2 separate regions of the Homo sapiens genome follow, and region 2 is linked to region 1. The links are chromatin contacts, found by POLR2A ChIA-PET in ENCODE. All regions are on one chromosome and are shown on one strand. The core of a region is the stretch at or near the end of the contact, and the rest is flanking DNA. Distances in the headings are between cores, read along the strand shown.

The links. ChIA-PET counts read pairs that join two places held with the same protein, here RNA polymerase II (POLR2A).
Region 2: POLR2A ChIA-PET joins it to region 1 with 19 read pairs in Caco-2. The contact joins the enhancer-like site here to the promoter of JADE2 in region 1. POLR2A ChIA-PET finds 5 or more read pairs at or near these places in 2 of 52 experiments (Caco-2 and MCF 10A).

What each region holds. Positions count from the first base shown.
Region 1 is chr5:134,521,344-134,529,143 of GRCh38, forward strand. It overlaps JADE2 (jade family PHD finger 2), which reads left to right and starts at 4,327. Exons shown (of 12, transcript NM_001388185.1): 1 at 4,327-4,668. LOC124901070 (a long non-coding RNA gene) reads right to left here and starts at 4,259. Exons shown (of 3, transcript XR_007058942.1): 1 at 4,123-4,259; 2 at 3,563-3,740; 3 at 1,270-2,701. RefSeq lists silencers at 3,097-3,416, 3,997-4,046, 4,067-4,286, 4,417-4,496, 4,527-4,786 and 2 more.
Region 2 is chr5:134,238,406-134,246,205 of GRCh38, forward strand. No RefSeq gene overlaps it. Among named protein-coding and RNA genes, the nearest start is that of PPP2CA-DT, 16 kb to the left of the region's middle. RefSeq lists an enhancer at 2,304-2,353. Within about 2 kb of position 3,891, at least 8 of the 41 ENCODE cell types and tissues checked have a DNase peak (open chromatin) inside an H3K27ac peak, as active enhancers do.

The sequences.
Region 1 (7,800 bases), core at 3,077-5,576:
ATGACCTAAAAGGCCCTATATAATCTCTTTCATTTACATATTAAGCATATTCCTGCCTCGGAGGCATTGCACTTGCTGGTCTCTTGAGACCTTGGTTCTTAACCTTTTTTGTGCATGTGCCATGGACTGTTTTGGCAGTCTGTGACACCTGTGGACTCCTTCTGAGTATAGTATCTTTAAATCCATAAAATAAGTTCCACAAATCATTAAGAAAACAAATTGTACTGAAATACAACTCTCGAAATATTTAAACATATATATGTGCTTCTCTATTAATTCATTAAATTATAAGAGTTAGCAGCATGATTTTGAAGTAGTGATGAGTAAAATGATACTTTTTCAATAAATTACTCATAAAGTGTAACGATATTTTAAGATATTTGCAACAACTCTAAAGTGATATGAAAATATCTGTGATTTCTACCAGCAGTAATGTCACAGGTGCTGCTAATATCACTGATTTGTTATCTGTATTCATAATTGAAGGACACGCTACATTTTAATTAGTGAAAATAAAGTTGTAATTTTTTTCTCACCTAAGGTCAAGATCCTCTGAATTCTATCCACAGACCCATGGAGAGGAGAGTCTATGGTCTCCAGGTTAAGAACGGCTGGCTTCTCTTCCCCCATGTACATACACACATACTCCCACATACAGTTCACTCCTTTACCTGCTCTTCTCAAAGACTGTCTTCTCGGTGAGAACTTCCCTATTTTATTTAAAATTGCACTCCCACACTGTGTATCGCCCTTTCCTTCTTAAGAGTTTCTCCACAGCACTTAATCACTTTCAAACATATAGTTATTTTTATATTTTAGAGTTTAGAATAAAATCATGTCCAATTTTAATAACCTGCTCACTCTAGCAGCTAACATTTTTACCTTTTTTTTTTTTTTAAGTTCTGGGATACATGTGCAGGATGTGCAGTTTTGTTACACAGGTAAACATGTGCCATGGCGGTTTGTTGCACAGATCATCCCATCACGTAGGTATTAAGCCCAGCATGCATTAGCTATTTTTCCTGATGCTCTCCCTGCCCTGCTCCTCATTTATTTTATTTATTTACTTATTTGTGTGTGTGTGTGTGTGTGTGCTGTGTCCCCAACACCAAGAATGGTCTCTGGCATACGGGAGGCTTGTTGAAAAACAATGAAGGATTACATCTCCAAGAACTCTCTTTCTTCTCATTTCTTTCCTGTAAAAAGTTAATGAATGATTACGTCCAAAGCAGAGATTGTGGAAAAAGGAAAAAAAAAAAAGTTAATGAATGATTTGTGAGACTTTTAATAAAGATTAAGGAGTTACAATTAGCTTTATCGTTATCATTCTGTTAAAGCTTCCAAGGTTAACCTTAAACAGCAGCAGAGAACTGTGGGAATCCAAGGATTTTGATAGGGCTTCCAGTCCTAAGCAAGAGGTATTTTCAAGGGCTCATTAGAAGGCCTGGGTCTCACCCCAAGTCAGGGAACCACCTCAGAAGCAAAGTGCTGCTCATAAAATTCTTTCTTGCCAAGACAGCAATCAGATCCCCCCATCCCCAATCAAACCAATAATAGTAATACTTTTTATTTCTGGCAGTGTGGTAAAATAGAAACTACATAGGTCTCAAGGTCAGCTAGACCTAGGAGCCAATTCTGCCAGCACTTACTAGCTGTGTGGCTGTGGTAAGTTACTAAACCTTTCTGAAAAGGGAGGAAGGGGTTTGGGGGAGGATGAGATAGAATGGCTCACAAAGTGACCAGTACACTGCAGGTGCACTTTAAATGGTCACACTTCCCTCATCCATCTCTGGAGGTCATCTCTTTAGACTGTGCCACTGTAAACTGGTACCCTCACTCCCACCCCGGAATGGACATCTGGACCTTGACCATCAAGCTTCAGAGAACAATTTCACCCTTCCAAAATAAAAAAAACCCACTTAGGTACCAGGCAAGGTGCTAATGAGCACTATGCACCCTGTGCCAGTTGCTGCTTTACACATACCACCTGTATATGTACGTACATACATATATGTGTATGTGCACACATGGCCTCAAGAACCCTCCAACCACCCCATTCTACCCAAAAGGAAAAAGCGATCCAGGGAGATGAATTCACTTGCCCACATCACACAGCTTCTGAAATGCAAAGCCAGGATTAGAACCTAAGTATTTAACTATTTTGTTACACACTCCAAGTCTGCAGCACCTGTTTCCAGACTCTGAGCTTGGCTAGAGAAAAATACCACCAATTGACCACTGAGAGCCACAGCCAGGTCTAACTGGAAGGTAATACCCAGACCATCCTCTTGCCAGACAATTCTCCTCAGACTTTGTGAATGAAGGCCAAGGAAGAAGAAATGTTGCAGTGACTCCCTTTGAGCTCATATTTCTTTCTTGTTGCAAAAACTGCTTATTTCAGCATTCATCATCTCCCTCTTTGTTGGGTAGACAATCCGCCCTGTCGGAGGATTTGTGCTGTTATTATGAGTTTGTTTATTATTAGATTTATTTCTCCTATAAGCAAATGTGTTCACAACATTCCATCGGGGAATCTTCTTAATTGTCACATAAATGTCATCTTATGTAAATTGAATATTTATCTTCCCATGGAAGGGGGTGGAGGGGAAAGGAAGAATAAACAATCTTCAGTCTTGGAGAGGGAAGGCGACTCCGGTGTCCATTCACAACTCACCCACGTGCCTTCAAAGCCAAAGGTGAGCTGAAAAATTATTGGATAATCTGAGGGGCAGCCGACCATGAGGGGGAAGAAAAAGTTGGCCACGATGCTTTGGGGATGTTGGGCCAGGCTCCCCACAACCTCCTCCCGAGGCCAGACCCACCCCCTCCCCAGCTAGAGGCATTCCGAGGAGGTTGGAGCTTGACCCCCGATTCCTCCCCAACCAGGAGGCCAGTCCTTCTCCTTCCTCGAGAGAAGGTGAGCTCGGCGGGCGCAGCGGGTTGGGTGGGTGTGGCCCGCGGCTCCGGGAACAGACCCAAGGCCCCGCCACCGCCGGCTAGCAGCCCGACAGCCCGCCCGCCTGGCGAGCGCAGGCTCTTCTTCCAGAAACTGCGAGGATCCGAGCGTACTGTTTGTGCACCACAAGGTCAAGTCGGGAAGTGGAGCCGGAGGAGGAGGGGCGAGGAGGCGAAGGGTGGGGAGAGGGGCGCCCCGCTTCCTCGCCATGTGCCAGCCTTTGGAAGTTACCCCTCGGTTTTTAACCCTTTCGGGGTAATGGGAAGGAAGAGCAAGGAGGAAGGGGTCGCCCCGGGGCAAAATCCTGCTGGGGCCAGGATGTGCAACCACCCACCCACCCGCTCATCACTGCCTTCTCCACCCCCCGGAAATGCGGGGCAGCGCTAGGCGCCAGGAGGCACCCGGGAGGGGGGAGGGGGCGACGAGCCCAATGGGGACCCTCTCTACGGACCGCCCCTCTTTTCTTGAGGTCGCCTACAATTTCAAGTTCCCCCGCCCGGAATGTTAGTTTTCCATTTGGAGTGGGTGCGGGGAGGAGGGCCGCGCCCCCTCCCCAAGACTCGCGTTCGCCCCTCCACTCCCCTCCTGCCAGCACTTTCTGCTCACTTCTGGTGCTGCAAAACGCCACGCAATTTATTCGATTCGCATTTTAAAACCAGCGATTCAGAAGCAGGGCCTAGGGCGAGGGTCTTCCAGCGCTGGAGCCCCGGGGGGCGGGGTGCTCAGTGCAAACCTCGTTCCCTCCGCGAGTGTCGCCTCCAGGCTGTTATTTGCAAAGAAACGTCTTTTTGACGCAGGGAGAAATGGCAAATTTTAAGTACGTCATTAATATGGCGCCAAAAGATTTTTTTAAGTATAAGCTCGCTTTTTTTTTTTTTTAAGGTTGCGGGGGGCGCCGCCCGGGTCTGGGGCGCGTAGGGGGCGGGGTGTGAGCAGAAAGTGTGAGTGAAAGAGTGGAGGGGCGGGGTATGTGTGTGAGTGTGTGAAGTGTGAGCAGACCTGATGGGACTTGCACGGGCGCAGCCGCCGCTCGGGCCCGGCCCTGGGGACAGGGCGGGCTAGGGGCGCCCCAGAGTCCATGGGGAGTCCGGGCCCAGGGTGCCAGCAGGCGTGGTGGTGGGGCTGCGAGGGAGGGCACCCTTCCCCCACGGGGCCCGCAACGCTACCTGGACTCCCCGCCGGAGCCAAACAACTGGGCGGGGGGTTGGGGGGGCGGCGACGGGGGTGTCGGGAGCGGAGATCCGAGTGAATAAGAAAAAAGTGGCTACTCCCCCTCCCTCGCTCCTCCTGCCCGCCCCCACCCCACCCCCACCCCAACACATTTTTTTTTTCTAAAGAGATCACAAGGAAGTCTTGGTTTAAAAAGAAACAGAAACATACACAGGGGGTTGGTGAATGGTGCCGACCGCGGCCATCGCAGTTGGAGGCTATTTTTTGGGGGGGGTGAGTAGCGTCCATGGAGTTACTTTGCGCCCACTCCTAGCGGCACCGGCTTAGGTCCTGCGGGCCGACCGTCCCCGGCGGGGGGCGTGGGGCCTGGGACGCCGCGGGCCCGGCCGCCTCCCTCGCCGCGACCCCGGATGGATGCGCGCCCCCCGCCCTCCCGCGCCGGCCCCAGGAGCTCCCGGCTTCGGGAGCATCCTTCCCGCGCCGGTCCCTGCAGCGGCGCGTAGCCGAGGGCAGCGCCCGTCAGGGGGGCACCGCGGAGCAAGGTAAGATCCAGCCCCCGGCGGATGGGCCCTGCGCATCTCCACGACGTTATTTGGCGTTTTTGCAACAGATCTGCCAGCGCTCTTCGCTCCCTCGCTCTCTCTTGCTCGCTCGCTCCCTCTCTCTCCTGCTGGCTGCCTGTTCTAGGAAGCCAGCGCGGAGAGGGGGGGGATGCACAGCACAGGGGAGAGAGATTGCGCATGTTGGTCAGTCGTGTTTTAAAGAGTACAGTGCGGGGAGGCTGAGAGGGGCGCATGCAACAACAACTTTTGGAAGGGTGAGCTTGGCGACCTTCTTTATTAATGACTGCGGCAAAGCGCCCCCGGGCCGGCGAGGGGGCGCGGGCGGGCGGGGGCGCGCCAGGGCTGCAACTTCCCCGCGGGCTCCGGCCGGGCGTAGGGGCTGCGGCGGGAGATGGGTACGGTGGGGAGGTCGAGCGGCCCGGGCGGGGGCTCCGAGAACCTGGAGCTATCTGCCCTCCTGTCTCCCCGAGTTTCATTTTGTTGATACGCAGCACGTCCGGGCGCCGAACCGGGCTGAGCCGGTGCACATGACCTCGCGCTGGGCTCACGTGCAGCCGGTCCGGTCCCAGACACCTTCCGGGGGCCACCGCCTCCGCCCTGTCGCCCCCTCTCCCGGCCCGGTGCACGCGGGCGCTGCACGCGGGGGCAGCATGCTCGGCTCCTGGGGTTGGAGGCTCTGCACAAATTAGACAGTTTTTTTGGAGGGGCGGGGGACACCCTTTCCAGGTGAGTGTGGAGGGTGCGGAGCCTCGGCGCCAGGGGTGAGGACTGGGGTCGGGGGCAGCCTCCACCTCCGGGGCCGCGCGGTAGTCCAGCTGGGGAGAGGCGCTGGGAGAGTGGAAATGTACCGGCGGCGGCCGGAGCGGCGGGTGCGCGCCCGCGGGGCGACGGCAGGGGGCGTGGCCCTTGTTTACCTTCTCCCAACTCTGCCGGTTCGCGTCCCGCTTCAGGGACGGATCCGCAGTCCCCAGCCCTCTGCCTAGGGCCCTGCACCATGGGTGGTACCAGGAAGATGCCGGCTTGTGGCGGACCCCGTTTGGGACGCACACACCTGACTCTCAAATGAGTGACATTGCAGCCCCCGCCCCCACCTAGCGCTGCTGCAGTCCCTTTGCCGGATCCCCGGCCCCGCCCCGCCCCCGGCAGTGGCATCTTCCCGGCCTCACCTCCTTCCTCCCTCTCCCTCCCTTCTTCCCACCCACTCGCCTGCGCCTGCGGAGCGGCGCCCGCCCGCCTCCTCCCCGCCTGGGTGCAGACTTGTGGCTCCCCATGGTTTCTTCCCGCCCATCCCTGGGTCCTGAGACATCCTCTCCTCTCGGCCAAGGGACGAGAGGGGTCAACTTGGCGATTCGCAGCTGTTCTGCCAGAGGATGGGGTTGCCTGCGAGACAGCCAGGAAGGCTTCACTCTAGCTTCCAGAGGCCCAGCCCTGTCCCCTACTACACACAGCTACCACCCCACCCGCCCCTGGGGCTCGGCTGCCCTTCCCGGTGTCTCTTAAACCCCTCCCCCGACCTGGGTGTTAAGCCCACCCACCTCCCGGCGCCGCCCCCGGTCGAACAGCCTCTTGCCCTTCCTTCGCCTGGGCCGGAGCCCCCCGCAGCCTCCTCCGGCTCCTCCTCCCGGCTCCGGCGGTCGGAATCACGCCGGCGCGCCTCCAGCCTGCGGTCCCGCGGACTGCCTCCAGGGGCGGGCTGGAGGCGCGCGCAACTCCCCTCCCAATCCCCTCAGCCACTGCCGCTGGCCTGGGCACTTTTTTACCAGCTTGGCTGCTGGCCTCTTGCTGGAGGCTGGGGGAGGTGAAGGGTCACTGGGTGTCTTTGCCGTATGCCGAAGGCACACTGCGGCCGGCGATTCTGGTCTCTGCAGATTTCCAAACCTCGCCGCTGCGTCTAGCACCCCTGGGTCATCTTCTGCAGGATCCCGAGGCACAAAGTTGTATCCCGGGTCAGAGTTTGTAGGGGGTCATCGAGAGGTGTCATGTTTCCATTCAGAGCGGTTCCAAAGCGTCTAGGAAGGGGCTGAGTGGGACCTGCTGCCTTGCCTTTGTTGGAAGGAGGACCCCTGAGCTCTGATCCCAGACAGGCTGTCAGGACGCCCCCTTAGCATTTATGTTTGCAAACTGATTCCTGGACCTGGGAGGTGGTAGGGCCGCCTGGCCCCTCCTCTCGGAGTGGCATTAACTCCCTCCCTTCACTGGTAAAATTCCCAGTAGGACATTTGGCAAAAGGGCTCGGCATGGAGCTGCCAACCGGGCCTGGCTTTGTTTCCTGGGTTCCCAGGGCTTCTCCCCTACCCTGACTTTCTTTCTCACCTTAGGGCCCCAGATGAACGCACCGTCCGTCTTGTCCCATCTTCCTTAGACGGGCTGGGACTCGCAGAGCCATCTAACAAGCAGAGGAGGAAAATAACAACAGAATAACTATAAGGGGGAAGGAATGAGTAATAAAGCTGACCCAGGCAGGGAGGAGGGCTTTCATGTTTAAGAGATGCTATTTGCTTTTTGGGTCACAGGCTGCAAAAACAGGCTTTGATCCGAAGTGGGCGAATAATTTATTGAGCAAGTTTGCATGGTAGAGGAAGGGATGTTTGTTTGATCTGGAGCCCTCTAGGTTGCCCCAAGTGCTGTTGGCTGTTGTTTTGAGTGGAAAAGCATTTGGTTCTGCAGCAAATGCCTCACAGAGGGAAGTCCTCGCCCCAGGCAGCAGGACTTGCAGTGAATATTGGTTTTGAAATTGTTTGGCCAAGGGTCCCCCCATCACTTTTGGAGATGAAGTGTTTAAGGATAGAGTTGTTTGGGCTCAGGATGCAGCAAATGTTTCCAGAATGTTTTCCCGTCCAAAATGCTTTTCCTTTCCCTAAATTGCCTGGCTAAAGGGCCAGTAACAGTGGTCCAAGAGGTTGTCAGAAATCTCCACTTAGCTTTCATGGACTGGTGAGGTGGGACTGCCAGTCCCCAGGTCCTAGATGCACCACGGAGTATTGACACTGTATAGGCCCTGGACACTGACCCCCACATCCTTGAGGTTGGGAGGCAGGGTGTTCTGGCTCTAACCTAGTGTTCCTCTTAACAGGAAGGCAGTTGTCTTATGCTCATGACACAGGTAAGAGG
Region 2 (7,800 bases), core at 2,641-5,140, 280 kb before region 1:
TGTAGAGATGAGGTCTCACTATGTTATCCAGGCTGGTCTCAAACTCCTGGGCTCAAGTGATCCTCCACCTCAGCCTCCCAAAATGCTAGGATTACAGATGTGAGCCACTGTGCCCAGCCCTTCCTTCCCAGCTTTTTTGGTGCATATATATACTTAGGGAAAATTAAAAACTGGGTTCATATTGTGTACTGTGTTATTCAACTGACATATTATGAGCATTTTCTCATATACTTAGATACTATTAGAAAATAATATTTTTAGAGAGTACCTAGTTTTCTAGCACATTGATATAACCCAATTTATATAACTAATCTATTAGTTTGGTATTAGATTATTTAGATTATTTCCTATATTTATATTTATAAATACTGTGGTAAATGTTCTTGTTCATAAATTTTTGTATGCATCTCTGCTTATTTCCTTAAGATAAATGCTTAGAAGTGAATTGACTGACTACACAAAATGCTATACCCTGTTTTTGTTTTTTTAATGTCAGGTATACAGAATTAGATTAACCAGAATGCTTGGTTCATGGTTCACTCTCATAACTGGCATATGGATGGCCTGGTTTTGTTAATTTAGGTGGTAAATTCATTAATAACGTAATCAGTACCTGTGAATTTATAACCCCAAACAAAAGCTAGGACCTTGACAAAACTAATATCTAACCATAGTTCCTCCTGCCCCCACTGCCCCATCTCCTTGCTCCCCACCCCAGACAATCATCCTGAATCCTGTGCTCATTTCCTTGCTTTCCTTTTTATATAGTTTTATTATACCTGTATATATTCCTTTTTTTTTTGAGACAAAGTCTCACTTTATTGTCCAGGCTGGAGTGCAATGGCATGATCTCGGCTCACTGCAACCTCTGCCTCCTGGGTTCCTGCCTCAGCCTTCCCAGTAGCCGGGATTATAGCTGTGTCCCACCACACCTGGCTAACTTGTATTTTTATTTTTATTTATTTATTTTTTTGAGACGGAGTCTCGCTCTGTCACCCAGGCTGGAGTGCAGTGGCATGATCTCAGCTCACTGCAAACTCCACCTCCCAGTTCAAGCGATTCTCCCGCCCCAGCCTCCTGAGTAGCTGGGACTACAGGCGCGCACCAACACATCTGGCTAATTTTTGTATTTTCAGTAGAGACGGGATTTCACCATATTGGCCAGGCTGGTCTTGAACTCCTGACCTCGTCATCCGCCCACCTCGGCCACCCAAAGTGCTGGGATTACAGGCATGAGCCACTGCTCCTGACAACTTTTGTATTTTTAGTAGAGACAGGGTTTCACCGTATTGCCTAGGCTGGTCTCGAACTCCTGACCTCAAGTGATCCACCCCGCCTCGGCCTCCCAAAGTGCTGAGATTACAGGCGTGAGCCACCACGCCTGGCCAATATCTGTACATATTCCTAAAGAATAGTTTTTAAATTGTTCTGAGTTTCATAAAAAAGGATATTATGTTGTATGTAATCTTTCAGGATTTATTTTATTTTTCACTTGATATTTTGCTAAAATCCGTCTGTATCATTGCATTTCACTGTAGTTCATTCATTTTGACTGATGTAAAATAATCCAATACATAAATATACCGCAGTTTATAATCTACTCTCTTACTGATGGGCAACTGCATTGTTTCTAGGATTTAGTTCTTGCGCACGCTGCTATTATGAACATTATTGTCAATGTCTCCTGTTGTACCCGTGCAAGCATTTCTCTAGAAAATCAATTGACGCTTCCCCCAGCCATGGATGAGAGAGCCTCTGGATCCATATCCTCTGGTATTGATGTTTCCATGGTTTGGGATCTATGTTGTCAAGTTGCTTTCCAGGTGGTTAGATCAGTTTGCCTCTCCTCCAGCAATGCAGGAGAATGCCCATTGCCCCAAACTCCTTCCAACACTGGGAATCTTTAAAAGATTTTTGACCATTTCATAGGAGAAAGATAACATCTCCCTGCTGTTTAACTTTGTGGTAAGGTACTGACTGTTTCAGAAGCTGAGCGAGAAGGGATTTGGTTCAGAGAATCGTTCCCAGTCTGATAATTTCAGTGATATTTCTGGAACTGATTACCCAGTGGCTCAGATGCTTTCCCATGTCCTGAAAGAGGTGACACTGTTGGAAGGAGGGAGTGAGGGGGGCCAGGATGGGAAACAAGCCCAATCACCACAGTGCAAGCTTGTCTTCTGGTCCCAGCCCCTGCCAATGTCAGATCACTTTTTCTCCTAATGAAATAGGCATTATCTCCCCCTACTCCCCACCCGAGAAAAGCCAGTATAATTCTACCCTTTGTTATTTGAATTGATAAATTTAAACCTCCTTCCCTCTCTGCAGTAAAAGAACTTTCTATTTTGGGCTCGGTGACATAGCCAACACCAAGCAGAGAGCAGCAGGCTGCAGCATGAGTTAATAGTTTTTCTTCAAGGGAGAGCGAATCCATAAGCAAACAGAAGGCCCTTCCAAACTGTGTCGTCTGCATAGCAACATGCAGCCCATTCGCCTGTCTTTATGCTGACGAATATATTTCTGAAAGGCTGAAAATTGAATACTACCTAATCTTCAGAGGAAGCTGGTGCATTAATTCTGAATTAATCAGGTTTCTTAATTCCAATCAATTTCCCTCCTCCCCACCCTGTGTACCTAACACTGGAATAGGTACTGTCAGGGAAGGGAATTCTGTTTTCAAGTGGATTTCTAGTCACCAAAGATTTAAGGAGTGCCCAAAACATTTTTCCTAAGAATATGACTTTCTCTGCTAGTCTGTTTCCATGCATGAAATCCCCCATATTGGGGTAGAATCCTGGGTCTTACAAGCCCCCAGGCATGCATAGAGGCATGTTCAGTTTTTCTTATGGGAAGTTTTCAATACTCACAAAAGTAGAGATAATAATATAATAAACACCCATTACCTATTGCTTGGCCTCAACGATTAACAATATATGGCAGTCTTGTTTTATCTATACCCCACCCCTCCCTCACCATCATTTTAAAGCAAATTTTAAAGCAAATCATGGTTATCTTCATATTTAAATACTATAAATTCTATAACAAATAAGGACTTTTTTCAATAACCACTATGTCACATATAAAACAATTAAAAATAATTCCTAATATCAACTGGTATCCAGCCAGAAATCAATTTGCCCTGACTTTCCTAAATGTCATTCTGTAATAGTTTATTCTAATCAGAAGCAAAACAATGTCATTTGTATTTGTTATATCTCTTATGTCTTTTTTAGTTTATAACATACATATGTGTGTGTGTATATATATGTGGGCATGTATATATGTGTATGTGTATTATTTTTCTTGTTGTTTTGTTTTTGTTTTTTGAGACAGGATCTCTCCCTGTTGCCCAAGCTAAAGTATAGTGGCACAATTATAGCTCACTGTAGCCTCAAATTCCTGGGCTCAAGCGATCCTCCCACCTCGGCTTCTCTAGTAGCTGGGACTACAGGCACATACTCCCATGCCCAGGTATTTTTTATTTTATTTTTTTCTGGAGACAGGATCTTACTGTGTTGTCCAGGCTGGCCTTGAACTCTTGATTTCAAGTGATCCTCCCACCTTGGCCTCCCAAAGTTCTAGAGATTACAGGCCTGAACCACTGTGCCCAGCCTTAATTTATAACAATTCTTCCTTTTTTTTTTATAGCCCTACTTTTTGGTGTTGTTGAAGATAATGGGTCTTTTAGTTATTATTGCTGTGTAACAAGCCACCCCAAACTTAGTGGCATAAAATAACAACCCATTTATTGTGTTTACAGAGTCTATGGGTCAGGAATTCAGAAAGGACCCAGTTGGGGATGGCTTCTCTCAGCTCCAAGCTGTCTAGGGACTCAGCTGGGAAGATTCAGCCTGAGGATGACTTCACAACTGGGAGCTAGAAGCAGCTGAAGTCTTGTTTACTCACGTGTCAGTGGCTGGGCCTGACGCATTCAAAAACTAGGACTGCTGACCACAGCGCCTACACATGGCCTCTCTCTGTGCCTTGGCTTTCTCACAGAATGGCAAGTTAAACTTCTTACATAGCAGCTTAGGTCTACAAATGCAAGTGTTCCAGCCACAAGGTGGATGCTGTATCACTTTCCTTTTTGAGATGGAGTCTTACTCTGTCACTCGGGCTGGAGTGCAGTGGCACCATCTCGGCTCACTGCAACCTCCGCCTCCCAGGTTCAAGTGATTCTTCTGCCTCAGCCTCCCGAGTAGCTGGGATTATAGGCATGCACCACCACGCCCAGCTAATTTTTTGTATTTTTAGTAGAGACAGGGTTTCACCATGTTGGCCAGGCTGGTCTCGAACTCCTGACCTCAGGTGATCCACCCACCTCGACCTCCCAAAGTGCTGGGATTACAGGTGTGAGCCACCGTGCCTGGCTGCTGTATCACTTTTTATAACCTAACCTCAGAAATCACAGAGTGTTAGTTTTGCTGTCTTCTGTTGGGTACAAGTCACAAGCTTCCCCAGACTCAAAGAGAGTGGAATCAGACTCTACCTTTAGAGTAGCAAAGTTCCAAAAGAGCACGTAGGGTGGGCAATATTATTGCCCCCATTGGAGATTAGGACCATCAGTTGAGCCTGCCTTTCCTCCACCAGCCAGGAAAGATGTTGCAAACAATGGAAGCCTGGTGGAAGAGAGAAAGGGTGGAGTTTGTTTGCAGGGCCATATCCTACAGTTGTACATACTGTGCCATGAACAGCCAAGGAGACGAGCTGAGATGAATCCAGCTCTACTTGCCACACCTGTGCCTTACTGTGGGACTGCATCTCCAGGATGAAGAAGCACCTTTTCTAATATGCATAGATACCATATAGGCAAGAGGAGTCCTCACATGGATGGTAAAAGGTCATTTAACCTAACTTGAAATTATTGGGTATCTATGGAACACATGCTACTTTAGAGAATACTAGGGCTTGTTTCAGCTTAAGAGGCACACACAAGTAGGCCAAGAAATATCTTAGAGTATCTCAAAAATGATGCTGGGTTGACTCAAATGTTGTTTTAAAATTGTGTAACTTTTTTTTTTTTTTTTTTTTGAGACAGAGTCTTGCTCTGTTGCCCAGGCTGGAGTGCAGTGGCATGATCTTGGCTCACTGCAACCTCCGCCTCCCAGGTTCAAGCGATTCTCCTGTCTCAGCCTCCCAAGTAGCTGGGACTACAGGTGCCTGCCATCACACCCAGCTAATTTTTGTATTTTTAGTAGAGTTGGGGTTTCAACTTTTTGGTCAGACTGGTCTCCAACTCCTGACCTCAGGTGATCCACCTGCCTCGGCCTCCCAATGTGCTGGGATTACAGGCGTAAGCCACCACGCCTGGCCCTAAAATGGTGTAATTTTTAGCACCAGGTACTTTTTATTTATTTATTTTGTTTTAGAGTTAGGGTCTCACTCCGTCACCCAGGCTGGTGTGTAGTGGCACAATCATAGCTCACTGCAGCCTTGAACTCCTGGGCTCGACTGCTCCTCCCACCTCAGGCTCCCAAGTGGCGAGGACTACAGGTGTGTGCCACCATGCCAGGCTAATTTTAAAATTTTTGTAGTGACATTGTGTTACCCAGGCTGGTCTTGAACTCCTGGGCTCAAGCAATCCTCCTTCCTCAGCCTCCCAAAGTGCTGGGATTACAGGCTTGAGCCACCATGCCTGGCTCCACCAGGTACTTTTTGATTGCATTGGTCTAGAATGTTCTAGACCTATCTTTGAAGAAGCTGAGGCACTGTATCTCAATGCCTGAGGGACTAGCCCTATCCACATATTGCCAGCCTTGGCTCGATGCAAAAAGTGGGCACAGGATTTCTAGGAAACCAGCCCAAACAGAATTAGGGGTTTTCTTTTATTCTTTGTGGTGCTTATTCCTCATTAACATAGCTTTTGCATTTTAGTTAGATCCCCAAGAAAGTACATGGTTTCATTTCTGTTTATGGGCATCAGGAAACTTTAAAAAACTACAGATAAAACGAGGTAACTTTCAAATATTTTAAAGAGCTGGAAAAGCCAGCACAGTGGCGTTCAGCTAGTAGTGCTAGCTACTGAGGAGGCTGAAACGGGGGGATCACTTGAGCCCAGGAGTTTGAGACTGTAGTGTGCAATGATTGTGCCTGTGAATAGCCACTGCATTCGAGCTTGGGCAACATAGTGAGACCTGTGTCTCTTAAAAAAAAAAAAAAAGAGCAAGATAGCAAAAGAGCAAGACAGCATCATATATCCCTGAGTTTGATAAAGGTCAGCGTGTTATAAGACAGCTCACAGAATCCAGGTGTAAATTTCTGTCAATAAGATTATTAAAAAGCTATGATCATGCTGTTAAAGCCATGCTAGTGGTCAACAGCTGGGTCGAGGAAAACGTCAAATGGCAAGGCCCAGAGCACTTAAGAAAAAAAAGAAATTATTAGGGCTCAGGTATAGAGTATTAAGTTAATCGCACTTTTCAGTTCATGGCTCATTATACTATGATCAGTCCATCCAAAGCCCCTTACTTTTCTTTTATTTTTTTTTTTAGACGGAGTTTTGCTTTTGTCGCCAAGGCTGGAGTGCAATGGTGCAAATATATACATATATATATATATATATATATATATATATATATTTTTTTTTTTTTTGGTTTGTATGTATGCATTCATGTGAAGTGTTGTCATGCCCAGGGTCAGGTTCTGGTCCATGCTGAGGTCCGAAGGCAGTGGGTGGATGGGTGGCAGATAGCTGAAAGAACACTCAGAGGGCTGCAGGCAGATGAAGTATGGTTTTATTCAGCGGCTCTCTTACACCGTCTGTCTCTGTCTTGGCTGCTTGCTCTGGCTCTGCGGCTCCTGCCGCTCCCACACACAGCTGCACAGCCAGCTCTCCCTATGGGGTCAGCAGCTTAACTCTTTCTCTCTCTGGGCACAAGTCAAGCCGAGCCCTGGCTCCCCTCTGTCCATCTACTAGATGGAGAGCTTTGGCTCTCTCTCTTTCTCTGGGTGTGTGCTGTATGCACAGTGTCAGCAAGGCAGTTGTACCTTATACGAACAATAGTGGCTCCGAGCTAGGTGATGAGCCTTCCCATGTTATGGCTACATAACTGTGATTATATTACAAATGGAGTTATGCACCGGCATGCCAATCCCACTGAGTCATGCAGGATGTTTACCTTGGTCTATCCTTGACCAAAGCACATCCATGTACCTTACAAGTGTGTTGTTTGGTTTGCATGTATTTTAATTTACATTAGTATTATTGTGTTATATATCTCATTCTGTCTTCCTTTTTTTCACTTCTCACTTTGTTTTTAAGACCTATGTATGTTAGGCCAGGCATGGTGGCTCATGCCTGTAATCCCAGCACTTTGGGAGGCTAAGGCAGCAGGATCACTTGAGCTCAGGAGTTGAAGACCAGCCTGGGCAACATGGTGAGACCCTGTCTCTACAAAAAATATAAAAGTTTGCCAGGCATGTGGTGCTTGCCTGTAGTCCCAACTACTTGGGAGGCTGAAGTGGGAGGACCAGGAAGTCGAAGCTGCAGTGAGCTGAGATCATGTCACTGCACTCCAGCCTGGGCAACAGAGTGAGATCCTGTCTTAACAAAACAAAAACAAAAACAAAAACAAACCCTATACATCTTGCTATGTAAACATCTAGTCCATGATTCTGACTGCTGCAGAGTACTCCATAGTGTGCACCCGCCACATTTGTCCTCTCTGCTTCCCCAGTACTGGGCACCCCCAAGTGCCTCCAACTTCCCACCACCAAGACAATGCTACCATAAGCAGCCACATGTGTGATTCATTTTGGGCCCATGTGGGAATCTTTAGGCAGTCTCTTGCTTATATGGTGTAT